Regions from separate parts of the Mus musculus genome. Here all the other regions are linked to region 5. Evidence: chromatin loops called from intact Hi-C (ENCODE). Cell type or tissue: left cerebral cortex. All regions are shown on one strand.

Region 1 (5,000 bases), 540 kb after region 5:
GAGGAGAACACCACAATAACGGAGACCAACTTGGTCAACACTGTCAGTGTTTCTTGCCAACCATGCCTAAGTAGCAAGATCCTATATCAAAAAATTCAAAAAGCCAAATAAAGACATCATAGTTCACTCAGATGTGACATGACACACAATCAGGATGTAGATAGTTCTCAACTCACTCATATAAATTACCCATCTATTTAATCCAGAAAAGACATCTTCACAGACTCTAATAACCCAGCGTAACCAACCACATGTAAAGAAACACAGTTTACTTATTTTTTTTAAAAAAGGACAATTTACTTTATATGTATGAATACACTGAATGTATGAATGTCTGTGGGCTCTTAATGTTTAGATGATTATTCTTCTGTGGTCTCGGATTTGATCATTCTATTAACTGTACCATCTTGTTCAGCACCACATAAAATGGAGGTCTTGGTCAGGTTGCAGAACACAGTCAACAAGAACACACTCACATGATTCAATTTTCTCCCTTGTATGTGTGGAGGGGTGCATGTGCCAGCAACACAGGCTAGAATCAGAAAAAGGATGTGTGATAGCAAAGCCTGGCACGAACGGTGCCCAGAATCACCCCCTAAACAGTGCACACACAGCTACACCACCTGTCATGGCTGGTTTGAAATTGTTACTTTGATAAAAACCTAATGGATGAGCTTGCCTATATCAACTGATATGGGAATACCCAGACTACTGTGGGCGACACCACCCCAAATTTTGACGCTTGGGCAGTACAAGAGTGAAGGAAGCAAGTGGAATACTGGGGTGCAAGCTTTTCTTCATTTAGTTCACTCTGTTCTTGACTGTGGATGTGATGTGGCTAGATCCTTCAGGCTCCTCCCACCCAGGAGGACAACAACTTGGAGCTGTGAGCTAAAATAATCCTTCTCTCCCTGTTAAACTATCTTATCACAAGAGAAATGACATTAAAACATCAAATATTCTACCTTCGGAAAAACTTCATTTCAAAGTTAATTCCAACACTGCATTCTAGTTCTTTCAGAACACTCTGGTAGAACAAAAGAAATCATTTCCATTTTTTTTTCCTGGAACCCTCAGAAAGGAATTGTCTTCCTTTTACTGGGTATACAGGGTATGCAACACAGGTGGACACAGTTAGTGTTATGTCCTGTGAGAGCTAATCTGCATTGACTGCATTTAGAATCACCTACGAGATGTAGGCATGCTTCTGGGGTATCTCTGTGATGCTGTTTCCAGAGGTTGGGGTAACCAGCCCATGCCCTGTGGTCCCCGAGAGAACAAAGGGGTGGGTATAAAAGGGAAGTCCAGAGAATGCTAGTACACTCCTTTCTTTGCATTCCCGTCCATTGTGATGTAAGCAGCTCTGCTACAATTTCTTCACTATAATGGAATGAACCCTCTAAACGCATGAGCCAAACTACACCATGGCTTCCTCAAGTTGTTCTGCCAGGCAGCTGGTCACAGGATGGCAAGAAGCTAACCAAAGCACACTCCAAATCCCATACAAATTCTTACATCATAATTAAAACCAATGCAAAAGCATTGGTGCTCTTTTATCAAGTGTGCTTATGTTAATGTTCCTGTTCAAAGTTTACAACCCATCCTTATTTATAGGTGCTTTGCTTGTTTGAAGCTATTCAAGAAATGACGACATCGCCTGGTTTGCACAGAATCAAGCTGGCTCTCGAAGTCAGAGTTTAGGAAGTTCTAAGTAGTAAAGGCTCTCACAGAATCATTAGTGGGTGTGTCAGTTTATAAACAAGTCCAGGGCAGGATGATGCTCTGTAATGAAATCCTCCCGCCCTGAGAAAGGTGTAAAAAAAGAATATACAGAACTGGAGGACAGCTGTTGCAGGAATCAGGGGCTTCACTCAGTTTCATAAGTCAATATAACTAGTTCAGAAACAGCAAGCCACTAATTTGAATAGAAATGAAGACAGGTTTTGATTACTTGATAACGCGATTACAAATTGAGTTAAGAGCATGTACAGGAACACAGTAAGTTCTTGTTGAACACAGGACAATGTGAAACTTGTAGGCGGATAATTAGTTTTACTTGTTCTTGCCTCTCCCTCCAGCACAGCAAAGAGTACTTTTCTTGTCTCTCTTTTTTAAAAAACAAAACAAAACTATTTTTATCGAATTTATTTCTGATAAGAGGGAAATGTCGCATTCACTTCAAGATGCACATACACAGGGTCAGAAAACAACTTTCAAGTGGCTGTTCTCTCCTTGTACCCTGTGGACTCTGGAGATCAAACTCAGATCATGACATTAGGCGGCAAGTTCTTTCTTTCCCTGCTGAGACTTCCTGCTGGCCATCTCTTTTTCTTTTAAGGCTGATCTCCTGCAGTGCCTACCAGAGTGCTGGAAAAGAGTACATGCTTTAAAATGTCTGTTGAATGAATGTACACAGTCCCGTGTCTGGCTCTGGCTTCCCAAGTGAACTGGCACAGTATATCTCCTAAATTACAGCTCTCACCTAATGGATCTGTAACATGACCCTGATCAGGAATAAAGGGAACTTAAGGCAGGTTCCAGAAAATGCACACAATTGTAAGATGGTGTTGAGTATGTGATTCTGCACATGCCTGCAAAGAAAGTCGTAGGTGCATGAACATATATGAGCAAACATATCCCTAATCTGCAATCTAATCCTTTTACGATTACTGGCAATCACCTTTCATGAATCAAAATCATTAAAAATTATTTGCCCAGCCCGCTGCCTGTGTACAGCAGGCAGCAAGCCAGATGCTGTCTCTGCCGCAGTGCACAGGAGGGTTCCTTTGCTGTACCTAACTTGTTGAGAACTGGGGAAGCTTTTCCGTTCACGTTTCAGGTTAATCTCTTTTCCCTAAGAACAGAATATCCTCTTTGTAGATCTCCCTGGGGGCTTGGTATTTGCAACATCAAACAGAACGCACAAACCATTGCACCCACTTTCAAAAGCCTATTACACTGTCAACTGGCTTTCCTAACTGCAACCAGGGGAGAAGGCTTACAGACTCCTAAGCCCCTTCCTTCCCCCCAGGCAGTTGGAAAGGAGCCATAATTTCGCTAAGCTACCACTGCATTTTGTCTCACTAAAGAACTCCTAATAAGGCAGGCAACATTCCAAGGAGGAAAAAAAAGCAACTTGAGCTCACTGTAAATCTCACCTCCCCTTTATTCCTGACTCTCTCTAAAAGTTTCAATTGCTGGCAAGCTCTGAGGATGGGGTACTGTCATGCACGGCTACCAGTGACACTTTTCCACACTGCTTAACCAATCATCACAAAATGCAGGTCCACAAGCAGTGTCTGAAGCAAAGGGCTGAGGTGGGATGCCAGCACGCCTCCTCACCTGTGGTATATAGCACTCCTTTGGGGATGTGCAGGAGATCCGAGAAAGAACAGGGGAATAGACTCAGGTTTGAAACATTCAAATGAAACAAATTGTGTTCTTTGTGTTTCTTTTGCCTTGTTAGAATCTATCCAAAGAAATAAAAGCCCACAGGAGATAGTGTTTACCAGCCTGTGCCAGCAGGGACAGACTTGCTTAATTGTTAACAGGGTTCATGAATACCTCTTCCAAAGGGACACCAGTAATGTGTCCCACATAACAGAAGGTTTCTGAAACATGGAGCAATATGTAACTGACAGACAGACACAGAGGGGATAGGGGAATATGCATGCTTCCCTAGGACACACACAAAACCATTTCTGCTGTGTCCAGGGCCACATTTCCTCCTACTTATCTTGAAAGTTTCCATGGTAGCTGTTGAAGGGAGAATTAGAAGTCTTCACAGAATACTACAAGAGAGAGGTGGGAGTCATGGAAGCACAAAGGAAAAGGAGAGGTGGGGGAAGGAGGAGGACAAGGACAGGGAGAAAAGGCCAGAGCTATATGGTAGTGTTTGCTTGGCATGCATGAGGTTCCATTCCCAGCACCACATAAACCCACCTCAACAACAAGAGTAAGAAAAAAAGAGAAAAGAGGGTCAAAGGTGAGGGTCAGAGGTTGAGAATCATCCTTGCCTACACAGAAAGTTCAAGTCCGGCTTTAGCTACCTGAGACCTTCTGAAAAGATGGAGCTGCACATCTGTGCGTCTAGTGAGTGAAATCACAAAGGGACCCTAAGGTTTCCTGTATCTGGCCCCTAAGTACTTCCTCTAGGAGGGCTGTGTGGGCTTGACACAGCTGTGAAGGGCCCAGTTCAGAAGGACTGAGACCTGCCGACACTAAATAAATTCTGGGGGCAGTCTTCAGAGACCATCAATTTTGCTCTGTCACAGAAGTGCTATATTCTCATGCTGAAACACTCTATAAACAGAGTACATGTTCTACACCACCTGTGTGTTAGCGAGGGTCACTTCTTTTCTGATCTGACATCTCTTGGCCTTGAGCCCAGGCGGCCTAGCAGCTGAAGACGGGTGACTCACCCGGTGTGAAAAGCATTAGACACGGCTCACCTGTATCTGCCCTTCTTGTCTCCTCCTAATCTCCTTCCTCTCCACTTTGGAGTTCATCTTTCAACCTAGAAGCTGATAAGAAATGCATCCACTGTGGATAATTTCTTCACTCTGGAGAGAGATTTTTTCTCTCTTATAGAGGGCTGGCCATCACAGTGAAGAAAGCGACACAGCGGGATCGTTCATCTTGACTTTTTATTTATTTATTCTGAGTCCATCTAGAACTGTTGCCTGGATCTGTGGGTGTGACTGAGCCATGAAGAAGTTACCACCCATAACTTTTGACTTTTGATTTTTATTTAACGGCTCATTTGTATAACCTCAAAGATGGAGGGGCCAGCAGACCCCAAAGAGATTGGCAGCTGCGGTCCTGTCAAGTTGGAAGGTTATGTCAGCTGCCAAGTCTGCCAAGCGAGCTCAGCACAGCGAGGGAGCGGAGAGAGATTGGTTACAGCCGTAAGTAATTGATCTGTCTGAAAATACCGGCTAGGAATCCTGGGATTAATGCCCCAGCTCCAGCTGGGCCGCACTGCTCTTTTCCCTCCAGCT
Region 2 (5,000 bases), 110 kb after region 5:
TGTAGGCATCTGAGGAATTGATCAGTGACAGCTTGACTACTAAAACCTAACTGCTGTCTTCAATAGAGATAACTTGAAGGTCTTTTTTGTTTTGCTTTGTTCTGATATTCTAGGATATCGTGCTGTAAATTGTTTCCAGGTCCTACAAGGGACTGGGGTTATTGAGAGCCTTATATATGAGCAAAAATATTTTATTAGCTTGCCATAGAAGGGAAAAAGTACAAATCATGATTTAGGAAGCTTTTTTTCCATGTCTTTAATGATTGGAGGAAGGAAAAACAAGAGTGCTTGTGTTTTATAGTCCCCAAAGCCAAAAGCACAGACTGTCTTAAATTTAGTAACACAGCCATGACTGTACATGGATGGTTAATCAACCTTGGTTCTCAGCTTAAAGTTCCAACATCAATTGTGTGAGTTTTTGTTGTTAATTTGTTTTGTTTTTTCACTTTTGAGACACGGGTTCATGTCAGGCTGGCCTCACAATTGCTATACAGCTATGGATAACCTTGAACGTCTCATCTTGTAGTCTCTCCTGTCTCAGTGCTGGGAATACAGGTGTGTCCCATCATGTACCGTTGATGCAGTGCTGGAGAAGGAACCCAAGGCTTTATGAACACCAGGGAAGCACCCTTCCAACTGGGCTACACTCCCAGTTTCTCAATTTATTAATTTAGCAGTGGATGCTATGGTGTACCTTCACTCACAGTCCTAGACCAAGAAGGATTTACAATAGCTTTAAAGGATAATGGAGGAGCCTGGTGTGATGGCCTACATCTGTAAGACTAGCATCTGGAAGATGGAGACAGAAGAGCAGGGGTTCCAGGCCTTGGCAACATAGTGAGTTTTATAGTTATGAGTTGTGCTGGATAGTTTTAGGTCAACACTACACAGGCTGAAGTCACTTGAGAGGACTGAACCTCCATTTAGAAACTGCCTCTAATCCCAGCACTTGGGAGGCAGAGGCAGGCGGATTTCTGAGTTTGAGGCCCGCCTGGTCTACAAAGTGAGTTCCAGGGCTTTACAGAGAAACCCTGTCTCGAAAAACCAGAAAAAAAAAAAAAAGAAAGAAAGAAAAAGAAAAAGAAACTGCCTCCATAAGACCAAGCCTACTGAACATACAAGACAAAAACACTGTCAGGAGGGAGGAGGTCTCTCCTACTACCACTGTGGCAAAGCCATGGCAGGGTGAATGTGAGGTGCTTGGTCACACCGCATCTACTGTCAGGAAGACATGATTCATGTCCTCCTTTTTATTCAGTCTGGGACCCCACTCCATAGAATGGTGTTGTCTAAATTCAGGATGGATCTCCCCACAACAATGAACCCAGCCTAGAAAGCCCCTCCCAGGCATATCTGGGGGCTTATCTCCTAGGTGATTCGAGACCCTGTGGAGCTGACAGTCAATAGGAACCATCTCAGGCGCCCCACAGATTGCACCATTCATAGGGGACCCAAGACTATGGGACACCACCTGCTCAAAATATCCCTGACGGATAACCAGAATATGACAGCATCTGAGGATCCACAGAGAGAGAAAATAACACACAATACACTATTTTTCTCCTTATTCATTCAGAAGATTGCAGTGATTTTTTTTTTCTTCTGAACTTGGTTAGTGTGTTCCTGCAGAGAACACAGGACCATTCAACAGCAGAATCCAGGGAAGGTCACTCTCTAATCCCCTGCTGGTTGGGCGCACTCAGGGATCAAGTATAACATTCTCCAAGCTGCCCAAAAGGCCTGTGAAATATTAGCACATGTTCTAGGGTTAGATCTGGTTGCCAAACACAGCATTACACTGCCAAGCCCCACCAAATACGTTTGGTTTGATTTGATCTGGTCTCAAGCCATCCTAAGAAATGGACCCACTTGACACTGTGGGAATGGCTTGGTGGGCAAGATTACTAGTTAGATGATGTAAAAAGCTGGATGGGGCGGTTCACATTTGTATTTCTGGCGCTGCTATGGCAGGAAGAGAGGAAGAGGACAGGTGAGCCACTGCAAAGCTCCTAGATCAGCAAGTCTGCACTGCAGGGACAGAACAACGGAAGAGACCCTGCTGCAACAAGGCAAAACCACAGAACTGATGCCTGAAAGTTGTCCTCTGACCTCATCATCCATGTAGCAGTATGGATGTATAAACACTCATTATAAACACACACACCAAAAAGAAAAGAAAACTATATAAAAGGACAAAGAAACGAATACAGGCCTGGACTTCCCCTTGGAAACCTGAGAGCACAGTTAGGAATCTGGATTTCAAGACACGACATACTTAGCTTAGAAACTCAATGAGCCAGAGTCTTCTGAATGGAGACCAGCCACTGACTTGGCCAGTAACTGGGAATGCCTGTGTTTCCTTTAAAGGAATCATTAGTCTCTAGTTTGAACTTTGAAAAAATAAAATATCAGGAGCTGGGGAGATGGCTCAGTCTGTAAAGTGCTTGCTTTGAAGGCATGAAGACCTGTGCTCAATACCTATAATACATTTCCAAAAAAACCAAACCAAACCAAACCAAAACCCTGCTGAGCATTGACTCAGAGCCAGCTTGGTGGGTAAAAGTACTTCCTGCACAAGCCTAATGACCTCAAGACGTGTCATGCAGTACCCATGTATGTCACACACACACACACACACACACACACACACACACACTGAAATAATAAGCAATCATAAAGCTGGATGTGCTATTACAGATCTGTAATCCCAGTGCCGGGAGAGGTGGAGTCACTGGACAGAGAGTCTAGCCTAATTGGTGATTTCCAAACCAATAGGTAACCCTTTCTCAAAGAGCAGGGCAGCTATGTGGACAGCCCCTAAGAAACGACAGCCAAGGTACATATGTGCGCATACATGTACAAATAAAAGGTACACACCCACCACAAACAGCTCTGACCCTACTGAGGGGTGCAGCAGGCTGCTCTACAAGGCTGGCTGGGTGGTAGGCTTGCAGGTGGGGAGATAAACTCACAGTACACTACAGTGAGTTATTTCTGAGGTTCCCATGGTGTGCTCCTAATGGGTATAAGGATGTGCTGACTTCCAAAGTGGGACTGACAGGCCCGCAGTCAGCTGTCATCTCCATCACAGACTTAATAGCTTTGCCAGGCATCCTCCCAGCAAAGGAAGAGAAGAAAGGTCTTGCTAGGTGACAGCATTCAGAAAGAATGTGTGTGAATGCCATTATGGTATTGAAAGCGTCAGGTGCCAGCAAGAAGGGCCCTGATCAGACAGACAAGCAACTGGGCTGCATACTTGAAGGTTATTTGAAGCCTGTCACTTCTATTAGCCAGTTAACCACTGGTGGAATCACTCACTAATTGGCCTTCTTCGTACCAAGGTGGGGCTGAGGTGGGGAAGGTGGAGAGGCCTAGACCTGGCACTCATGGTGCCTACCCTATTAGCAACTCATGATGGCTGGCAGGAGGAGGGGGGCAGCGTGCGGGCAGGGTTACCCCATGTGCCTGCTCATTAGCGGCTGGCACTAAAGCAGAGAAGCTAGTGGACACTGGCACAAGGCTAGCTTTCTGTTCTTGGAGAAGGCCAAAAATAATCTCAGTAGATTTAATTAAAACTGCAGTGAACAGATGGGGAAGATGGAAAAGAACTCCGACTGGAGACCGCTCATCTGTCTAGGTCTAGGCGAGCGTTTTAATGAAGCCCTCCTCTGTCTGCAGGGGCCCGGGACTGACACATCCCTTTCTGGTTATGCAACCGAGTGGAACGATTACCTAGCAACTCTGCTTAAAGAGCCAGGGGCCTCTTTCCCAAAGAAAAGTGTGGCTTGACTCAATGTATCTACCACCGTGGTGAAAAGCCATCAGGCGAGAGGAGGAGGGCCTTGTTCTAACTTGAAGACGGGCAGTCAGAAGATGCTCGACACGGGGCTATGGGTGGAGGCAGTGGGGGAAAGGGGGCTGAAGGGAATCTACAAACAGAATTGAGACTTAAATCTTGATGTCCAGCGGAAACAAAGAAGCTCTGTCCAGACCAGGCCAGTGGTCTGCCACAGTCAGGGCTCCTTTCACGGTTTGCTGGGCCGCAGGGAGCTACTGGGAATGGCAGGAGACTCCCCAGCCCACCATGGACGTTAAGAGCCGGCATACCATGCCTGTGCTCTTCACTGACTGACTGATTTCCATGGCAAAGCCCCAAGTTCTGGGGCTGAGAGCAAAAGAAGAGTTCAGAAGTTGCTTGTACTGTGTAGACCAACAGCAAGGAAAGGCCAAGTTGGCTGTGAGTAAGTTTGGCCCAGCGGGGTAGGTTTAAAGGCCCAGTGGATTTGCTGTTGTCTAGACCAATGGGCGTTTAGAGAAAGACCCAGAGTAGGAACGTCAGTGGATTCTACTCAAAGAATCCTGACTATTTAGAGACAATATGGAGGTGTTCTCTTAAGTCCTCTACTAATAAATAAATAAATAAATAAATAGATAAATAAATAATCTTTTTGAGATGTTAGTAAAGATTGGTATTGGCTACTTCCTTTCAACATCAAAAAATTAAATTACTTTGAATAGTTTTAAAATGTGTGTGCATGGAAAAAGAGTTGAGAGAGAGGGAGAATGAGAGAGAGAGAGAGAGAGAGAGAGAGAGAATATGCATGTGTGGAGGTCAAAGTACGACTTGAGAGCTGGTTCCCTCGTTCCACCCTGTGGTTTCCAAGGATCAAAGTCATTGGTTTTGGCGGCTGATGCCTTTAGTTGATAAGTCATCTTGAATACTCATTAATTAATCCATTATTTATGTGTGTGAGAGAGGGAGAGTGTTTGTGTAGTGTGTGTGCTGGTATGTGCGTATGTGCGTGAGGCCGTGGGCTGCTGTGCATGTGCACAGAATCTAGAAGCAGACAATGTGTGTTCTGCTATCACCTGATGCTCATGAGAACCAGAGCATGGCTACTCGCAGCACGCCTTGGGGATCCTTCTGTGTCCATGCCACACAGCACTGGCCTTATGGGTGCCGGGGATTTGAACCAGGTCCTCAGGCATGTGCAGCAAGC
Region 3 (5,000 bases), 67 kb after region 5:
TTAGTCATCACAGTTGAATTCTTAGCAGGGTACAGAGTGTTCTGTGGGTATGAAGTACATGACGCGGAATGGGGGTTGGGCTAGAAATGGGGACCTTTTTGGTTAAAAAGGTCCTCTTGGTTAAAAAGGGTCAGCAGAGAATGGAGGCATGCACAGAGATGCTGAGGAAAGCCCAAGAGGGTATTGCTTCCAGGGAGACACTGTTGTAGAGGGATCAGGGCTGCCTGAATTCCTCTCTGGGTGTCTAGGGTCATAGGAAATCAGGAAGGGGATGTTAGGGACTGAAGAGACCCTCTGATGTCATCCAGAGTTCTCAGGTTTGTAGTGCCCTCTACAGGTAAGGCCATTTGCCCAAAGTAGTAGCAAGAGCCTGCAGCAACTTTTAGGTCTCCTTTTTCCACACACACAGCTCTTAGCTGCTCTCTCAATCAGTATGGACATATGTTAACAGGAACAGTTAAGTACACACTGTCGGATAAGGTTAAAAGGCTAATCTAGGGATAGGAGAGATTACTTATCAGTTAAGAGTGCTTGCTACTCTTGCAAAAGACCTGAATTTGGCTCTCAGTACCCTTGTCAGGCAGATCACAACTGCCAGAAATTCTAGATCCAGGGAGATTCAATGCCTTCTTCTGGCTTCCATAGGTGTATACACACACACACTTAAGTACATAAACAAACAAAATCTTAAAACATTAAAAGCTGGTCTAAGAGGAAAAAAAAGCCATCAAAGTTTGCAAACTTCTTCTTCATAGTCTTCAGGTAGGTTTTGCTTAGGTTTGTTTTTTCTCTTTCGAAGGCCTACACTTCCTCTAGATCTTTAAGCACAGAGGTACTCATCTCAAAGATCTGTTTATTTCAAATGTATTTATGTATACGTGTGTCTGTGTATATATCCGCTCATGATAGAACACACTGACCTTCAGCAACTTTGGGGCTGTTATTTGGTTTATACTTATAAGTCATAGTCCATCAGTTGAGGGGAGACAGGGTGGGAACTCAAGCAGGATGATGGAAAGGAGAAGGAAGACACTACTCAGTTAGCTTTTATATACATCCCAGGACTATCTGCCTAGGGAAAGCACTGTCTGTATTAGGCCGAGATATTCCTCTCATATTACTCTAGGCTGTGTCAAGCTAGCAATTCAGGCTGACCAGTGCACACCCCTAAGTCACACATCCTGGAGCAATGACTGACTGGTGATCTAGCTCTAACCACCTTCTCTAGACAGCAGAGCAGTCAGGACAGAAGGCTGGCATTTGCAGAGATGGCAAGGGCTTTCCCTTGAATAGAGGAAAGCCCCACAGGTGCCCACCTTCAGGGAGATATTGTTAGAGAGGAGCCCAGGCTATTAGACTTCCTTTCAAGGCTGGAATCACAAGAAGTCAGTTAGGGGCTGAAAGGATTCTAATGTTACCCAGAGCCCTCATCATACCATGGCTACCTCTGGGTGGTCTTCTTTGTCCCTGTTCTCTAATGGAGAGCCTGTATCTGGGCACAAACATTCTCTTATTTTTTAAGAGACATATTTCTTTTACTTAGGTTAGTCTGCAGGTAGGAGGTTATGTATATCATCTCTGTGCAGGGAGGGGAGGCCAGAGGTGGCACTGGGTTCCTCTGGAACTGGAGTTCCAGGTAGTCATGAGCCACTCTGTGGGTGTTGGGAACCAAACTCAGGTCCTCTGCAAGGGTACTAAGCACTCTTAACTGCTAAGCCATTTCTCTAACACATCTCTGCTCTTAACCTTGGGTCTTGAGACTTCCTTTGTGACCGTTAACAACCCTGCCACTCTCTCTCTGACCAGTCCTGCTGCCCAACTGAAGACATTCTCAGGTCTCTCTAGTCTAAGTTTGCAGGGAATTTTTCTTGCTTGGGGAGTATGTTATTCTAATGACATGAGCTTTTACTCTGGACCACAAACCAAACCAAATGAAACCCAAAACCAGAGTTTGAAAACCTAGCTCAGGACCCAGAGCCTAGAACATGCTTGCTATTAGCAGGAACTAATAACAATGCTGTACTCTTCACATCCCCAGTGGACTCAGATAAATGGAATCAAGAAGTCTCAAGGCAGAGAGAAGCTAGTTTTCCTTTTCCTTATGGAGAAATATCTGCATTAAATACATTACATATCTTCTGGTGAGAGATATTTCTAATATCACTCTGCCATTTCTACTGGCCCCAGGCTTTCATTACGATCACTGGATATTGCTGCAAAAAGGCCTAACTGACCTTTGCCTATGCGAACCAAGAGTCACGCACACTCCTGGTGAAGAAGATGGACTTGCCATGAACTTGATGCTTAGCTGAGGATGACCTTGAAGTTCTGATCTTTCTGCCTCCACAAATGTGTCCTGCTACCATGCTGGGGATGGAAGCTTAGGCTTCCTGCATGCTAGGTGAGCGAGCAATCACCTCAGCCTCTCTCCAGACATTTAATGTGTGTGCATACACGCACTCACACACATGCACAGGTATATGCATGGTATATGCACACATATACCATGGAGTCTTCTTATGCCACCCTGTCCTCAGACCCAGGTGCATTATTTCCTTCCCACTACACAGGGCTGTACTCTGTGTTATCTACTGAAAGTCTGGGAAAAACAGAAAGAAGAAAAAGGCCTCATGTCTACTCACAGTGGAGGCTGTTCTAAGACAGCCACCATGGTTGCCTGGAAAGGACCAAGTAGATGGTCTGAAGTCGCACTGTGAGGTTGGCCAGTCTCCTGTCTCGAGGGCAGGGAGCAACGTGTGGGATCTATAGGTGAGCTGCCTGGCAGTTTGGCCCTGCAAACCACTGGCCTCTGGGCCCCCTGCCAGGCTGCCTTTGCTGCTGCCAGGGGAAGTGATGTGTTCTGCAGGAGAGTGCCAGCTGGCGGGCCTTTCTCCCCAGGGGGCAAGCCGTAAGCACAGATTACCAAGGACTTTGTTCAGTTCTGCCGCGGACTCCCCAAGGAGAGGCACATCACAACCCCGCATCAGCACTAATAGGCTGTGATGTGTCAGACTGGGGCTAAGCAGGCCAGCGGGGGTGGCAGGGCATGGGAGCAGAAGAGAGGACAAAGGCCCCGCCTCCTCCACAGCCAGCAACTGGCTCAGAGCCCTGAGCCAAGCAGGAAAATGATCTCTCTATGGCAGACTTCACTCTACACAGGCAGAGTAAGAGGAATACCTCCGAAGTGCACACTGCCTATCCACACTAGACACCGACTCCTATTCAGCCCCGTCTCAGACATCCCCAGAGCCTCCTGCAATTTCAGAAGGGCAACTAAAACTTTCCTTTGCTTCATTTCAAGGGCCTGTGGACTGTGAAGTCACATGGACTGCCACATTCGAGACGTTGTCATGGAGACAGTGGTGGCTGCATCACTGATGTTGGTCTCCACTTTCATAAAAAAAAAAAGTCATTTAAATTTTTATGTATAAGACCAGTTCATTAGACTGAGAAATTAAATTGATCATTTCTTCCCCCCCCCCCCCCCCAGTTCACCCAGAGGAATTTCTGAGAGAACTATAGATTAGCATATGTGGAAGTTGGGTGGGATTTTGGCAACACAATTGGCTGTGGGAGGACAGGTAGTTTTTGTTTTGTTTTTTGTTTTTTTCCAGCCATTTTTAATCTCTGACCTGAAACTAATCTACATCAAAAACCAAAGATGGTTTCCTTCACTTGCTTAAGTCCATGGCTAGTCTGCTATCCAGCTGACCAATGATGATTGCAGCCTGTGTTTGGGATGTGTTATGGCTCATATAGAGACTGGTAACTCTGCCACTTTCCAAGGGACCACTTGGCCAGTGATCTAAAACCCAGCGTGTGTGAGTGCGTGTTAATGCAGGGCTATGGGTATGGAACACCCAGACAGGCCATCCAACCAAGCCGAATCTTCCTACAAAGGCCTCCGATGGTTGACTAGAATACTCCAAGGAACCGAAGAGATTACTTTCTTATATCGATCAGTGTGTGTGAGCGCTTGCGAACCGTGTGGCGTGTGGAGCTCACGCCTGGGTATGGAGGCCTGAGGCTGGTTATAGGTGTCTCCCTCAATTGTCTCATTTTTTTGAGACAAAGTCTTTCTCTGAAAGTTGGCTTACTGATTGGCTGTGCTGGAGGACCGGTGAGCCCCAGCAATCTGGCTAGCTGTGCCTTTCCAGCACTGTGCCCAGTGTTTCCCCTAGGTCTGGGGATCTGAACCAGGCTCCTCAATGTTTGTACTGCAAGCCCTTTGTACTCACTGAGCCATCTCTGCAGCCCAGCTTCTCTTGCATGTACAACTCCTGCATTTTCTTTTCCTTCCTGTTTGTAAACCCATTGCTACTGTCCTTGCTCTGACTATGGCCTCTATGCCCTGTAGAGTTAGCAAGAAGCTCTCTCTCCCTGCTGGCTCTCTGTACACCTCTGGGGTCAACACCGCCACTATGGGACTTAGCTGGCCCAACAGCCCTCGTAAGCCCTCCCTGTCAGCTCTTGTGGGGTCCTGCCTTTGATGTCCTCAGCTTGGGAAGAGACTTAATGAGTTCTCACCAGGGTTGGTCCTTAACAAAACACACCTAACACAATACCCCCACACACATCTCCTTTCGTAATACCCAGGCAAGCTGTCATGAGAATCCACTGAGACAGTCTGGGCAGCAAATATTACTTGAGTCTGGAAAGGGGATGAAGTGTCTTTAAGGAAACACACACACACACACACACACACACACACACACACCCCTATGCTTGGATATATGTATGTGTCGTCTCCAACCTTTTTTTCCTCTTGCTATTCCAGGGCTTGTCTTTAATGAGCAGCTCCAAATGACAGCTTTAATCACTGCCTCTGGCCACTGAAAGAGGCTGCTAATGACAGGAAAGAACACAGGGCCATTTGCATCAATCAGCTCCAGTCTAAATCACTTTTTATGATAATGCACCCAAGCGAAGAAGAAAGTGTCTCTGTCGCCTGCATGGTGATGTACCTCTGTGCTGTCTCCACAGCTCAGACCTCCACATAA
Region 4 (5,000 bases), 700 kb after region 5:
GTAGAAAGCATTGTTATTTGGTAAAGAAAGCTTGAAATTGTGTTCAGGAGCAAGAAGCTTGATAAGTAATGAGCTTCCTTTTCTCTTTCACCACATACCTTCCAGGACCCAATCTAATTGAGTCCATGAACATCTTCAAGCTATGAGATTGCAGGAACTGTGGTGTCATTTAAAGTGATACTGAACAGCAAGGCTCAGCAAGTATATATGCCTCCTACCAAGCCTGATGGCCGGAGTTCCATTGCTGAGATCCACATGCTAGGAGGAGAGAGTCGACTCCAGCAAATTGTTCTTTGACAACTGATTTCCCCAGGTTATACTCGGATCCCTGTACATGTTCTTTGACATGTGTGAACCTACCCCACCAACACACATGCATACCACACGCTCACACACACTCATAGGCATGCATGTGTGTGCACTCGCGCACACACATACACAGGAAAAAATGAAAAGACTGTGATAAAGCTGTCGATTTTGTGTGGATATATGCCATGAGCACAATGCCTACAGAGTCAAGACGGGAGCATGAACTGGGGTAGAGCTGCAACTGTAGGCTGTAATCTGTCTGATGTAGGTATTGGGAAGTAAGTGCGGGTTCTTCAGGGCAGAAATCTCTTTAATTACTGAATTACTTCTCTAATACAGATACATTTTATTTTGTAATGAACTGACCAGAAATGCCATAGGTAAACAAATTTACAAACAGATAAAAAAATTAAAGACCTCTGGGTACTGATGAAGTATAAATATAAGAGATACAGCACATCAGACAGGAAAAGCAGGCTGGCTACCCACAGTGTGCCGAAGTTGAAAGTACAGATGCAAGGTTTTAGACAGCGAGCTATGGTAGCTTCTTTCTATAAAGTTTAAGCTGTTGATTCCACTTAAGAAATATGCACTAAAGACTTCAGCACTGCATGAAAGGAGACATCCACGTCAAGATCTTTCCAAAAGGCTCTGAACAAGGACAGGACAACAATGTCTAACCTGTAGTCCTGTGGGCTGCTTCAACAATGGTGAATATACAGAACCAATTGCCCCACAATTCACATGGCATGAACTCAGATAGGGAAATGGATGTTTGAGCTACACACAATCAATGCATTCTCAATAAACAGTATCTGATCTCTAATATGAGCCTTGTCTGTATCAACATTGATACAGGCTAGCAAAAACAAATGATAATTTCATAACTTTAATGATGAAATAGAACTAAGGTTATTGAGAATAAAATTATTATCCTACAAACCTACATCTCAAGTCTGAACTCTGGGTTAAAATAACTATACTTGAATATATTCATCAATATCTACATTATATTGTGGTATTCTACTAAGTACATCAAGGTAGCACAGGGTGGCCTGGAATGTATTACACAACTAAAAACAGCCTTGAACTTCTAACCTCCGTATTCCAAGTGTTAGGAATACCACTTTACATCCCCATACACAGTGTACAATGTCTTAAAAGTCAAAGTTAGATTTCATGTATGTAAACTTGCCCTTACCAACTGACTCACACCTCAAGTGCAAGATACTCTAAACTCGTGTTCACCAGACTGATGGAGTCATGATGTAGCTACAAAGCCATGTGTGCTTCTTCAACAGGTACTTTCTTGTATCTCAGATGAAAACTACATACCCATTTTCCTTAACTTTGATTTATTTCTTCTTGCACCTTTTAAATTTACAAGTGTTGGCTAAATTCTATTGACAGACACCCACATATCTAAATCTTTTCCTATCCACTTTATTTTCTCTACTAAACCAGCCTCTTACTAAGAGCTTGATAGGAAAAAAATAATGCACCACTCACCCCCCCTCTCTCTCCCTCCCTCCCTACCTCTCTGTGTGTGTGCATGTGTGTGTGTTTGTGTGTGTGTGTCCATTCCTTCCCCAGACAACTGCCAGAATGATTTTTAAACACACATAGCACACAGAGAGAGGGGGAGGGAGAGGGGGAGGGGCAGGGGGAGGGAGAGGGGGGAGGGGAGGGGAGAGGGAGGGGGAGGGGAGGGGGGAGGGAGAGGGAGAGGAAGAGGGAGAGGGAGAGGGAGAGGGAGACCCATACTCACTCACTCTTACACAGACTTCAAGAAGCCCCCATCTGTTTTTCAATACCATAATGAAGCCTCTTTGCCAGCACCCTTCAGAAGCAAGCTCTCACCATAGTTCACCCCACTCATTTCCAGCCACTTGTCTTCTTTCATCCCAACCCGCTGCAACACAACAAAACTGTCATTCCTCCTAGGCAAAGATTAACATTCAGAGCAAACCCCCCAACATTCATCTGTGGAGAGTCTCTTTTTGTGGTGCTTCCAGAGTCCATGATACACAGCTATCAAAGTTCTGATTCTGTAGCAGGAGACCTTCCCGGAGATTCTCAGGATGTATTTAAGCAACAGCTGTTATTGAAAGATCAGGAAGTCAAGTTCAGGGACTGCATTTATTTGAACAAACAACTACACATTGCTTTCAGATACAGCCAAGATTCTGAAGGTAGCTCAGATCGTGATGGAGGGTAATAGACCACAGGTAAATACACAGGAACGTCCTTTCAGGACACTGGCAAGCACAGCTGGGTAGAAGCCAACTCCTGCAAAGTGGCTGCATTTGTCTTGCTAAGGGTCAGCCATGACAGCATCTGTCAAGACGAGCTTGAACAGAGGAACTCAGAACCCAGCCTAGCAGTAACAGGATACATCGGTATCTGGTTGGAGCACAAACAAGGTAGACTTTCTTCCTCTGGCACAGGGCAGGCACAGGGCCAAGCACACACAGTGCTCTCTGTTTTTGCAAGTCTAATGCGGTCTGCTGAGGGGAGGGGTGAGAGATCACCAGTTCATAATGACTCTCATTATGTCTGCTGCGTTCTGAGCCAAGATTAGACACTAGACAATCCTCTGTCCAGTGTCAAGGGCTTTCAACTGCCCTTTCAACAGGATAATTCCACTTCAAACTAATTTAGGTTTCTTATAACCCAGGCTACCAAAACTGATACACTTCACTGTCTCGGCCTGGAAAAAGAGGTTAATGTCTGCTCCAAGAGAAATACAGACTCGGGTTTGGAGTCTGTGTCGGCTCTACATGAGCGATAACAAACACAACACCCTAAAATCTCCCACCATCTGCTGAGCTGTCAGCCTCCCTGCAGGAACTCAATTTCTAAAGATTACAGTCCTTTTAGTATAGAGCCAGAGGAACACTCCAGAAGAACTTTAGAAAAGATATTAGCATTCCCACTAACATCAACAAGGCTGTGTGAGGTTCACTTCAGGACAGAAACAGTAATTCACCTTCGTCTTCTAGACACAGAAAAGCTTTGGTGACCAAACAGAAACCTGAAGCCTGGAGTGGGCTCATGCTCATGTCTCCAGCACCAATTCCAAAGGCTAACGCAGGACTGTGGAGAGTTAACAGCATTGTAGATGGGAGTGGCAGGCCAGCTAAGCATACACAACAAAACTTTAAAACAAAACAAAACAAAACATACTTAAAAACTTAAAACAAACAAACAATAACAACAACCCACTCAGTTTGGGGTTTTCAGTTTACGTGAATACATAAAGACAATAAAGGCAAGGTATTAATTCAGGTGATTCAAAAATCCAGGAAAAGAATTAAAAGAAAAAGAAAAACCAAGCCAAAGACACTCAGCTACTAAATGAAAAGGTCATGTTTGAAGGCTCCAAGGCTCACTTTATGTCTACAAATATGCTAAACCCACAAAAGTTTATATAAACACTGAAATTTTCCGTGTAATAAAGGTAATCTTCTATACCTACCAATGTACTCACTCCTCCCTCTAAAGCACACAGGCTTTGATGTGGTAATTTATTCTTCACATACCAGCTATCTGTGCCTACCCAAGCCATTACGTCAACAACTATGCATAATATTCTAGAGAAGTACTACTATATAAAATTTTGCATTTAAAGTACAAAAATTTTAAATAACCTTTAGACTGAACCAAAATGCATAAATAACCCAAAGGAACTTGGAAACCTATGTTCACTTGGTGAGTACACAGCCTGTTAACACTAACAGCACCCCTAGCGCCATGCTCAAATATTCCCACTCTGTCCAAAGTTCCTATGCTCATCCAAAAATAAGCACAAGTCAAACAAGGTGACCGCTGCTTTAAAAACTTACATTTTAGAATTTGGTATAATTTTCCTTTAATGGACACTGTAGATTCGGGGACTTACGGGGGAAATAAAACATCTCAAGAGAACACTGAAAAGCAATAATCTGAAGCCATTATCACAGCCTAGGAAGGCTCGACTTACATTTTCTAATTCTAATTCCCTCACTCTGAAGCACAAGAGACTGCAGTCTGTACAGCGGGCAACCCAAGCCCCTGCTACATGGTTGACGGAGAAGCCACTCGCAAGGCACACAAAGTGTTAAATCACACAGTCAAGCTGTAATCCTTGACCAGTGACCCAGGAGGCTTCAGCCTGGGACCTTTCAGGTGTCACTGCTCAGTGTCTTCATACAACTACACTGCAACACTGCTCCTGAAACTTCCTCCTTAGCAAATGTCACCTTTTACCTCTTCAGCCTCTCTTCAGCCCATCCTCACCATTTTTCCTCTACCTGAATCCTCCCTAGATACAACTTTAGTCTCCAATAAGCCTTGCCAAAACAAAAGTAAGGCGTTCCTTAATCTGCGCTTCCCGTCTACACTTGCACACCAGCTGCAAATGCTCCTTCAAACAAGCAGGCAGCTCAGCTAGCTGGGTTTTTTCAGTAACAAAGGACAGCCCCGCACTTTTCCATTTGAGGCTGCAGAGGGAGCCAGAACCATGCAATGCGAAAGAAAGCAAGTCAGCAGTGTTTGGAGGACTGGGAGAATCCAAGGCTAGTGAAAAATATGAACACAGGAATACCGCAGACATCAACTCCAAAATGAAGGTTTTTTTTTTTCAATAAAAATAAAAAATAAAATAAAGCTCTCAAATTAGTAGGTCTTCTCATAAGACTTCCTTTTGAGGT
Region 5 (5,000 bases):
CCTGGGGCTCTGTCTCCAAGCTGAGCAGGCCAGCATCAAAGCTGCCAAGTCCTGAGCCCATGCCCCAATCAACTTGTGAGTTTAGCACTGCCGTCCAACAGTGAAATTTTATGGACCAAATCTGCACACCCACCAGACCACCAGGCTTGGAGGCATAACCTTCCCGGCTAAGCCTGCTACTCTTGAGACCAGAAAGATTGCCAGGCTCCTGCAAAGGAGAGGGGATGATATGTGGTCTCGAACATCTGGCTCTGAATTGGGCCAAGGTGGGACTACCTAACAGTCTTGTTAAAACTGTTCAGTAAGAGATAGCCTTGAAGAATCTCCCAGCTGTGTCTTAAACCTGTCCTTTCTTGAAAAGCTTTAAACATACATATGCATACATACATGTATGCACAGACATGCATGTATGCATGTTACATATAATAAGCATATTATATATTATAGCTATACACACACATTCTCGCAGAGAATCGACTGACTTTTAGACAAGCAAGCGGACTTTTCAGAGTAACTTGAACCTGATGTAAGAAGAGATGATGACAGCCGAAGGACCTGTCAACCATATATCCAAAAAGCACTGCAGCTCCTATCAGGAGTAAAGAGACCGAAGCACAGTGAGGCTCACTGCACCTGCCTCTCAGGAGTAACTGACAACAATGTTATCCAATCACCTTCCCCCCTTTTTTTGGTAGTTGTTTTTCTGATATTTAGCAGTTTGAATACTAATGACCCTTAACAAAACTATCCCGATGCTGTCGGAGCTCCCCGGCGCCCCTCATTCTCTTTCTCCTGGGAGGAGGGGCTGTGCGTACCAGGCAGTCTACTTGAGCAACACCTGTACTTGCACACTAATTCAGGCGCTTGTCATTCATGTTACCAACAGGAATTAGCATAAGGCATTAAGGGGAAACTCCAGGGGAGGAAAGAAAGGCCATTCTGATGGAAATAAGGGGAGAAGGAATAATCCCGCCATCAACTAAAATGCTTATCTGTGTACGTTTCCCAAGCAAAGCTTAAGAGAAAAGCCTGTGTTGATTTTTAGTATACACAAAGAAACCTTAATCCTTTCAAGGCAACTGAAATCACCCCTCACTACTCTCAGAAAAGCAGCGAAGAAGAAAGGCACCCGGTCAGGGGCATGGCTGTTCACAGCCAAATAGATGCCACACATCACTCAGTGTAAGTAAACAAAAACAAGAATGTGGGAAGTGTTGGACTGGAGACTGGAAGGGTGGGGGGGTGGGATGGGGGGGGGGGGGGAGGAGGCAGGAAGGAGAGAGAGAAGAAGGTCTTCAGCTGTTCTGTTCTGCTCCTCAGTCGCAATTAATGCCAACCTAGAGCCAGCTTAGACAGGGCCATAGCAACTTAACACAAGAAAGATGCAATACCAGGCAGTGGGCGAGCGATGTGTGTGTCGGGTTGAGGGGGTCAGAGAGTCATGGAAACTGCTTTGGGTAGGGACCTGCCATGACTCAGTTTCCTCTCCTGTTACCTTTCTTTTTTTTAATCAAGGACACCTCCAAGGCCCACCGAATTCTCTCCTCTCAATAAGAGGAGCAGAAAACATGCATACATATCTACCCCTGAGGGAGATGTGTGCCAAGCACTCACATTGGCTTTTATTGTTTTGTTTTTTAGCATTATGGATTACAAATTTATACAAACTTCTCAGGCCACTAAGAACTATGATGAAATATAAAGCTGTAATCCTATCATGCAATTAAAATACAAGATCATATTCAATATGACATTAATTCTGGGAGTCCTAGCAAACTTACAAGCATACAGACCTTGGGGATATCTTTAAATATAAGGTACTATTTAAAATCAAGGTAGGTTCAAGTTCAAAATAATTGGAAGGTACAAAATAACTGCGCATGGAAATGTTTCATTAACTAGAAAGCAAAAAGGAAACTGACAGAAAATGTTAACAATGAAATAAACTGCTGCACTATTCTCCCATTTCACGCCGTGGGGACCTAACTCTGGGTCCAATGCTGGCCCAGTGCTCCTGCACATCCTTCAAGGGGCAGAGGTTACCACAGGCTAGCACATCTTTATTTAGCAATCATCCTGCAAACCCCTAAGTGGGGTTCTATAGGGGGAAGGGAGTGGTGGGTTGGTATTATCTGTACCTTCCAGATGACACACCTTTTGAACTCAGTGCACAGAAACTCCTCTAAATTTCATTAGGTCCAAGGACACTTCTGCGAATGAAGACTCCTGAGGATCCTACCGACAGGGATTCAGGGTGAGCCTTCCCTGTGTGTACCTCGGCACCATTAGCCTCTCTTAATCTATGGACTGAGGTTTGGAAGGAATCAATGGAGAAGTGGGTACTTAAATTCTGCCCTCTTGCTCATTTATTAACTTTACAGAGAGCCCAGAGCAGAAGAAGGCTTGGTTTATGGCTCTAACGCCGTGAATATTAAATACCCCATTGGTTATTACCATCCGAGGCGCGCACACACACACTATTTATAGTGCTCTGACTGCCGGGAAGTTGATAACTAACAATCAAGACATTGTAAAACCATTCTTCTCTGTTGCAGCATCCCACACAAAATTAACACCACCGGTCAATTCAAACGAGGAATCGGGAAATTCTTTCAAAAATGAACATTTTCCTCCTGCACCTCAAAAAACCACCAGACCCCACAGTGGAGCAAAAACACAAAAATGCTAAGACAAAAAGAGCACATGGATTTTTTTTTTCCTCTCCTCTTTCTTCTTGGACAATGACAACGAGATGCATTTACTTATTCATTTTTAAAAGCCATCCTTTAGTGTAATAAATGGGTCTTACCTTTGTTTACAAGAACAGTGTTGAAGAGTTTTTCAGAGCTAGCATCTGAAGCCTGCAAAACAAAAAGGGGAGGGTAAGCGTTAGGACTGTCAGTGAAGACTATCAACCACAGCCTTGTCGGCTGCTATCATTTTAAATCAATTGACTATATTTTTAGGAAGAATGTAAGAGTCAGTGATTTCCCCAAATCCTCCATCAGGTGGTGCTGGTTGACTGTTGCAGAAAGGCCTGCACTGCAGCTATTTGCTGGGGGAAGGAAGAAAAAAAAAATCTGATTTTCAAAATGTGTCCTTATTATTATCTGTGCAAAACATATTTCTACAAAATGGTTCACAAGGCAATTTAGTTCATTCACAAAACGATTTTCTAATTCAGTTGACAGATCATTATTTTTAATTTTTAATTTATTTATTTTTAAATTTTTGACACCGGATTTTGTTTTTCAATTTTCTTCTACAAATCAGAAATGTGGTTTTTTTTTTTTGTTTGTTTGTTTTTGTTTTGTTTTTTGGTTATTTTTGACATTAAGCTTTTCCTCACCAAAGTGTCAGCCAGGATATCCAGAAACGAATTTGATTTTAAAGATGTATTTGATGATCCCGAGGTTCAGTGTTTGTCACGGTCACCAGGGCCAAACTCAGTGTTTTGGATGAGAGCTGACCCTATTTAAAACCTGGTCACTTTGCCATCTCTCATGCTTTTCAGGGATCATGTCAGCTAGTTATTATACTGGTGTGAGGGAAGGCAATGCGCCTCTTTAAACAGAAAGACTATAAAGTCAGCTTAAATTATATACTAATGTTCTAGGGAGGAAATGGTGAGCCAGTTTGATGAAAGAGACGGTAATATTGCAGGATTTACTGCTTCTTTCTAGGACGCGGAAAACAGGTAAAAATTAAGAAAGCTCACTCTTCTTATTTGAAGATACCACTTCGACCTGTCAATCAATGGTCAAGCCACACTCATGCTATGTTTGACCTGTGACCCCTCTGAGAAAACTCTGATCTTTCATGTTTTATACCAAGATGCATACATTTGACAAAGCAAGGCACAGAATGTTCACTCTATATGGGATAAAGAAATGTGGGGGGTAGGGGTAAGGGAAGTTGGGCTGGCTTTGGGGGACAAAGAAGATATTCTATGTAGTTTTCCAAGGCCACATTGATGGAGATGAAACATTTCTGCGTATAACTGAGGGAAATGTTCCAGTTCACAAGGCCAGGGATATAAAAAGACCTAGCCTATTTTTATTATGGCTGGCTCTCATTTATTTTATTCTAATCTTCCTTCTATACGGTGGTTCAGAGGATTAATAGGCTCAAGGGCAAAAAATATACAAAATAAGTATTCAATTGCATTCACTCGTGAAAAATCCTACAGAGATAACCCCTCTGCTTTTGCAGTTAGAATAAAATATACACAGAGCTTTTCCTGACATCATAAGTAACACTAAACAAAATTATATTATTAGAGTAGCATTTCATAAAAATGAGCCACAAAGAAGGTCCCGTGGAGGGTGTTCAGCATTAAACAGTTCAAGAATATTAAGTTACAAAGCCTCACTGATCTGCACTGCACACAGAGACTCGTGAATCTGAAAAAGCACACAGTGGCACCAAAGGTGTTACTATTCCCAAATCATAATGAGATTTCTATGTCTTTCTAAGTCTTGCAGTCTAAAACTTGGCAACTCAAAGAGTTTTCATCGTCCTTAAAATGATGTGAAATACTCTTAGAATGGTCACTAGCAAGCCTCGGCTTCAAAACCAAAATGGAGTTAATATTTTTTGAAAGAAAGGGGGAAAAAAAAAAAAAAACCTACACACATGCACACGAGAGCAATATTCTGTCTCTTCTGTTATGTTACAGAACTAAAATAACTGTTAAAAATGTTGGGGTTTTTCTATTACAGTGAGTCTAATGGGCCTAAAGAAATCGGTTTAAAAGAAAAAAAAAAAAATTAGCTGCTCTTCCAAAACTGCAAGAAGAGAGAGGGAGAAGCAACTTGTTAAGGCTGCATTTGCGTGGCTCTAGGTATGGGAGCCAGAGCTGGATTAGGCGGTAGGCGGCAGCCCCTGTGATTCTGTCACCTTTGTGAGCACCACTAGGCTCTGAGTATGCTCTCAAGTAGATAATGAAGTGACCCTGAGGACCTGATGATTCTGTGACCAATGGTTGTCAAGGAAATATG
Region 6 (5,000 bases), 260 kb after region 5:
GGTCAAGCAGGGACTCAAATAAGCAAGAATTGGATGCAGAAGCCATGGAGGAATGCTGCTCACTGGCTCACGCCCTGGCTCACACACAGCTAATGTTCTTGTATAGACAAGACCCATCAGTCTAAGGAGGTGGCCACCACCGTGGGATGAACACTCCCATATCAATCACCAATAAAAACAATCTCTGGAAGGCATGGCCACAGGTCGATTTGATCTGGGTAACTCCTCAGTTGAAGTTGCCTCTTCCCAGGGGACTCTACATTATGTTAGATTGACAATAAAATACAACCATTCCACTATGTAAAGCTGGCTGTGCTGTTGTGTATTTGTAATCTTATGGCTACTATGATTAGATAGGGATAGGATGCAGAGACAGAATCCCCTGAAGCTCCTGAGCCAACATTCTGGTGTATACAAAGGCACAAAAAGACCCTGCATCAAAGCTTAGTTGTCCTCAGACATCTTCTGCTATATTCAGCTGTAGATGCAAATGAACACACAACCTTCTCTCTCTCTCTCTCTCTGTCTCCCTGTCTCTCTCTGTCTCTGTCTCTGTCTCTCTCTCTCTCACACCAACAAAAACCAAACATGCTATGATGCCATGAGCTATTTCACTGAAATGGAAACATGACTATGTTCATGGTTAGTTGTGGTTACATCAAAAATCCCAGAAGGGAGTTGAACATTCAAGTTCTTTTATTAAAAAAAAAAATTACATTTTAAAAATCTTTTTGTGTGTGTGCACACTTGCATGTGTGCACATGTGCCGCCCACACTGCTCTTGTGGAGATTGGAGGACAGCTTGTGTGAGTAGGTTTTCTACTAGCACGTGGGTCCTGGGAATCAACTTAGGATTGTCGGGTTTGGTAGCAAGTAACTTTACCTGCTAAGCCCTCAAGTTCTCTTTTTAGAGCAATGAAATAGAGTGACGGTATCTGCCTCTGAGGGCGAGCTAAGAGGAGCCATGAAAAATGCTATTGTCATCGTCCCTCTGCAATGAAAGGAACAAGAGGCATACAATTAGATACACTGGGTTACTTTAAGATTGGCAAACACACAGAGGAAAAAAGCCTAGAAAGAGATGCACGAAACAGTCACACCATTTACTTCTAAGTGATAAAGGATGTGGACTCTTTTAAGCTATACTTATAAATTCTCTGAAGCTTTTGTGTGTGCGTGTGTGTAGGTCAGTCCTGAATACTGTTGTTCTGCATCCACTGTCTATCTTATCCTATGAGATGGGGTATTTCATTGGCCTGGTGTTCAGGTTGGCTAGACAGTGAGACTCATGGATTGCCTGTCTCCATTGTGTGTCCACGCCACCATGACTGTTTTTCCCTCCATGCTTTCTGGGGATGAAACCCGGGTTCTAATGCCTACATGGTCAACCTTTTACTGACTGAGTCATCTCTCAAGCCCCCTTCTGAAATCTTCTTTAATGATGACTTTTTTTCCAGTGAAAGGAAAAACAGATACACACAGTGACATATAATTGCCACCCTGGGGTCCCACTGGACACTGATCTCCAAAGGGCTCTAAGAATAGCATCGCTGTCTTTGCAGGACATTTCTCCCGTCTGTTTAGGCCACAATGTATTTTACTGTCCGTGCAGACTTAAGTTGTTGTTATTACCATGGTTGGTGTTCTGAGACAGAGTTCCATACAGGTTGGCCTTGAACTGGCCATACAGCTGAGGATGATCTTTCACTCCTGATCCTTCTGCCTCAACCTCCCAAGTGCTGGGATTACAGACTTCCACCATCATTCCTGGGGGTTGAATCCAGGGCCTACAATACCAGGCAAGTATACCATACTACCAACTATGCCATATCCCCAGCCTGGATCTAAGTTCTAACACTTAACACAGAGCTTGGGAAAGTTACATAATCTTACCAAGTCTCAGTGTCTCTCATCTAACGAGTGGGGATGAGGACATGTAGCCTCTATATGTGTGTGCATTTAAATGACAAAATGCATCATTTCATTAAGTCCTTAAACCTGGTATACAGCCACAAGCAAATGTCTAATACCTGTTATCAGTGAGCCCTGTCTCTTTGTTCTATGTGGTATTGTGTAAGTTGCCCATCTGGGTGAGATGTTAGCACTTACAGAACTAAAATACACCCCGAAGTTCTACAGTGCATCCCAGCCCAGGATGGCCCAGTGGTCTCTGCCTCCAGGAAGCATCTTGGAAAGAGAGTGACAGCCCAACAGGCTGAGGGAGAACCCAGACGCTTCTACTAGGAACAGGGCCATATGAGCCTCTGGACTCTGCAGTGTGCACAACATGCCTTTCAAGATGAGAGAGAAGCAGATGGTCTTGATGAGAGGCCCCAGGGTTCTGATCCTGCTATGGGACTAATGGTATAAAAAAAAATAAAAATAAATGAAAAGAAAAGAAAAGAAAAAAAAAAAAAAAAGGAAACCTCTAGGCTGCCTGTCCACCCTAGGCAGTATGGGCACCTGCTTCCCAGATCTGGGAAAGAAGTACAGAAGGCAGCCGGAGTGCCGGGCTCCCATTTGGAGCAACAGCTATTTCCAAATCTTCTAAACCACACTCCACCATGTTTTGGAAGAGAAGCATGCAAATAACAGTTTGCAAGCTGCCAAGAGTGTGGGTTTCACAGCGCACATTGCAGAGCTGACGCCTGTCACGGCAAGACAACGAGAGAGCACTCCATCTCTCTTTCTCTCTCTCTCTTCCCCTTCTAGATCTTAAAGGGTTACGCCTGGAAATTGCCTAGCTGGGCTTCTGGGACAGCATGAAGGATGACTGCCATTGCCACGGTCAGCTATGACAGCACCAATTTGACGTGCCGCCATCAAGGGCCTTCTAAGAGCTGAGCGCCCTGATGGTTTTGTGATGCGAATCGTCACATTGCAAAATGGTTTTCCTCTCCCGCTGCCTCTGCCTCCATCTGCTGCTGGGCTAAAGGCACAGCCGGCTGCCTGCCTGTCACAGCATGTATTAAAATTAGCTGGGGAGGAGGCACTCAGTTGTGCTAATTACATTTTAATCATTGGAAATGTGTTGGCAAATCAAGCCTTGATTGCCATCTCGGAGTCTGTCTCCTCCAGCAGAGTGGAGGGGCCGTCTGCATTTGGCGGGGCCTGCTGGGCTTCTCCTTTCACAGAAGATAGACTGGGGGCCCTGCTGGCCCACCACTGAGACTGCTTTTGGCACATTATTAAAAAGCCACAAGGCTTGTTTCAAATCATCCCTGTGTGAGACCCGCTCATTCTCACTTCCCCATCATCCGGCAACTTGGTACTTTTAACTCTCTCGCTTTAGTGGGCTGATGGATCTTGAAGGCTCAAAGAGACCATGTGTGTCAGAGATGGGGATACAGGGTGGTGAGAGGCTGCCATCATGTTCTCCCAGTAACTGGGGACCAGGAAGGGGTCCGATGACAGGAAACCTGTCCTCAGGGAGTGGGAGGTGACCTTGATAGGCTTCTGCTGCTAAGAGCCGCGAGTCTACGGGTAGAAGAAAGTGACTCAAATAAATGATCAAGACCCATGAAAAAGAGCCAAGGAGCACAGAGGATGTTCTTGGCTGTTCAAAGTAGGCTCAGACACAGTCATTCCGTTAGCCCCTGTTCCCTAGTGTTTCCTGGAGGCATGCTTGCTGTATGAGGGACAAAGACTAACCCAAATGTTGAAGCTAGTGCAATTTCCAAAGTTGGGCACAAAGCCATAGTTATGCCATGAAAACATTAGGTCGAAAGTTTAATTATACATAGCCAGGTTGAAAAATGTCTAGTTATGTAATCATATACAGCTTTTTTTTTTTCTGTTCCTATACCTCGGGTTTCTTCACGTGTTAAAAAACAAACACAGAGTGTGATGTATCACAGGCAAGCTTTCAACTTGCTATATAGCTGAAGATGCTCTTGAACATCTAATTCTCCTGCTTCTAGCTCCAGAGTGCTGGGATTATAGGCCTCGCAGCATCATGCCTGGGTAACACAGTGCTAGGGATCAATCCTATGTTAGGCAAGCAATTTGCCAACTGAGCTACAGCCCCAGCTACTAAGGCTGCTTCTGTGTGTGGCACAGGAGAAAAAAAAACATGGTAAAGAAAGGATAATGCACCCCCTCTCTTCTCCAGTGCAACCCAAACTCAAACCCTACAACAGCATGTAGAAACTGAGTAGTGGCACTGGGGTTGGCAGACGGACTTAAGAGTGAGCCTTGGCAAGGGCTTCTAGGAGACATGTACTAGATGCTAAGGAAAAGTAGATTTCAAAGTCAGGCTGCAGAGAGGTCTGGGAACAGCAAGGACCAATTTCCTGGGCAGGGTTGGGAGAGGACACTCATTCCCTTGTGGGTGTAAATGCGTCTTTGTTTGACTGTGGGTACATGCAAACATCCTAAGAGGTTTGATGATGGTCTGGGGCTCCCACTCCATGCTTGCTTCTCCTTCCACTTTTAATAAGAATCACATTATAGATATCTCTCAACCCAATATTGAAGAGAGAAAGAGATGCTAAAAGGGAGACCTTGGGCTTATAGTCATCCATAAGATGACCCATTAAATAGAAGCCACCTAAGAAAACACCATGAGGGACAAACACTATAGGTGGCTAGACCCTAGCTGGTCCTAAGCAATGGGAGTGCACAACAATTTCTGACAGAGCCACTATGGTTGGAAATGGTATTTTTGGCAAGGGATGGCTGTTGCCACATTGAACTGGAGGCAGCAGCTGTGATTATTTGCATGAGACCTCGAGAATCTACAGACAGAATTTCCTGGAAGAAATGGGCCATAGGCTCACCCTTGTCTGAGGACACTTAAACAGGTAATACTTGCTAGGATAGAGGATCTTAAGATATCCCCATCCTTTCCTGACTTGATAGGTGAGGGGAGCTCACCGAATGACACTTCTTTCTGAGGGTCAATTAACAGTTGAGAGAGGGGGAGAGAGAGAGAGAGAGAGAGAGAGAGAGAGAGAGAGAGAGAGAGAGAGTTAGTTTTCCTTTGGGGGTATAGCTAGTTA

The links. A loop is a pair of places that touch in the nucleus more often than their neighbours do. Peaks named below come from ENCODE experiments on the same cell type or tissue, not always from the same donor. Only the 100,000 strongest peaks of a DNase experiment are listed, where the experiment ranks them.
Region 1: it touches region 5 in a loop (3-fold over the local background); 4 of 42 quality-filtered maps call a loop at or near these places.
Region 2: a loop joins it to region 5, with 3 times the contacts of the local background. A loop is called at or near these places in 10 of 42 quality-filtered maps.
Region 3: a loop joins it to region 5, with 2.0 times the contacts of the local background. A loop is called at or near these places in 8 of 42 quality-filtered maps.
Region 4: it touches region 5 in a loop (2.9-fold over the local background); 6 of 42 quality-filtered maps call a loop at or near these places.
Region 6: it touches region 5 in a loop (3-fold over the local background); 6 of 42 quality-filtered maps call a loop at or near these places.

Annotation. Positions count from the first base shown.
Region 1 is chr5:132,069,544-132,074,543 of GRCm38, forward strand. The region is part of intron 2 of Auts2 (autism susceptibility candidate 2); the gene reads right to left. Among named protein-coding and RNA genes, the nearest start is that of 4930563F08Rik, 190 kb to the left of the region's middle. In left cerebral cortex, no CTCF peak of the experiment used is centred here; DNase peaks (open chromatin) are centred at 3,065, 3,290, 3,710, 4,392 and 2 more places; H3K4me3 peaks cover 229 bases; H3K27ac peaks cover 216 bases.
Region 2 is chr5:131,639,847-131,644,846 of GRCm38, forward strand. The region is part of intron 5 of Auts2 (autism susceptibility candidate 2); the gene reads right to left. Among named protein-coding and RNA genes, the nearest start is that of Gm29681, 230 kb to the left of the region's middle. In left cerebral cortex, no CTCF peak of the experiment used is centred here; DNase peaks (open chromatin) are centred at 3,067, 3,626 and 4,164; H3K27ac peaks cover 1,220 bases.
Region 3 is chr5:131,597,614-131,602,613 of GRCm38, forward strand. All of the region lies in intron 5 of Auts2 (autism susceptibility candidate 2), which reads right to left. Among named protein-coding and RNA genes, the nearest start is that of Gm29681, 190 kb to the left of the region's middle. In left cerebral cortex, a CTCF peak has its summit at 329 (motif pointing left); DNase peaks (open chromatin) are centred at 2,997 and 4,870.
Region 4 is chr5:132,227,062-132,232,061 of GRCm38, forward strand. All of the region lies in intron 2 of Auts2 (autism susceptibility candidate 2), which reads right to left. Among named protein-coding and RNA genes, the nearest start is that of Auts2, 310 kb to the right of the region's middle. RefSeq lists an enhancer at 2,091-3,299. In left cerebral cortex, a CTCF peak has its summit at 4,795; DNase peaks (open chromatin) are centred at 2,800 and 4,775; H3K27ac peaks cover 315 bases.
Region 5 is chr5:131,531,012-131,536,011 of GRCm38, forward strand. It overlaps Auts2 (autism susceptibility candidate 2), which reads right to left. Exons shown (of 20, transcript NM_001363480.1): 6 at 2,810-2,861. Among named protein-coding and RNA genes, the nearest start is that of Gm29681, 120 kb to the left of the region's middle. In left cerebral cortex, a CTCF peak has its summit at 3,007; DNase peaks (open chromatin) are centred at 9 and 2,996; H3K4me3 peaks cover 1,682 bases; H3K27ac peaks cover 193 bases.
Region 6 is chr5:131,791,862-131,796,861 of GRCm38, forward strand. The region is part of intron 4 of Auts2 (autism susceptibility candidate 2); the gene reads right to left. Among named protein-coding and RNA genes, the nearest start is that of 4930563F08Rik, 86 kb to the right of the region's middle. In left cerebral cortex, a CTCF peak has its summit at 2,926 (motif pointing left); DNase peaks (open chromatin) are centred at 854, 2,627, 2,872 and 3,464; H3K27ac peaks cover 2,631 bases.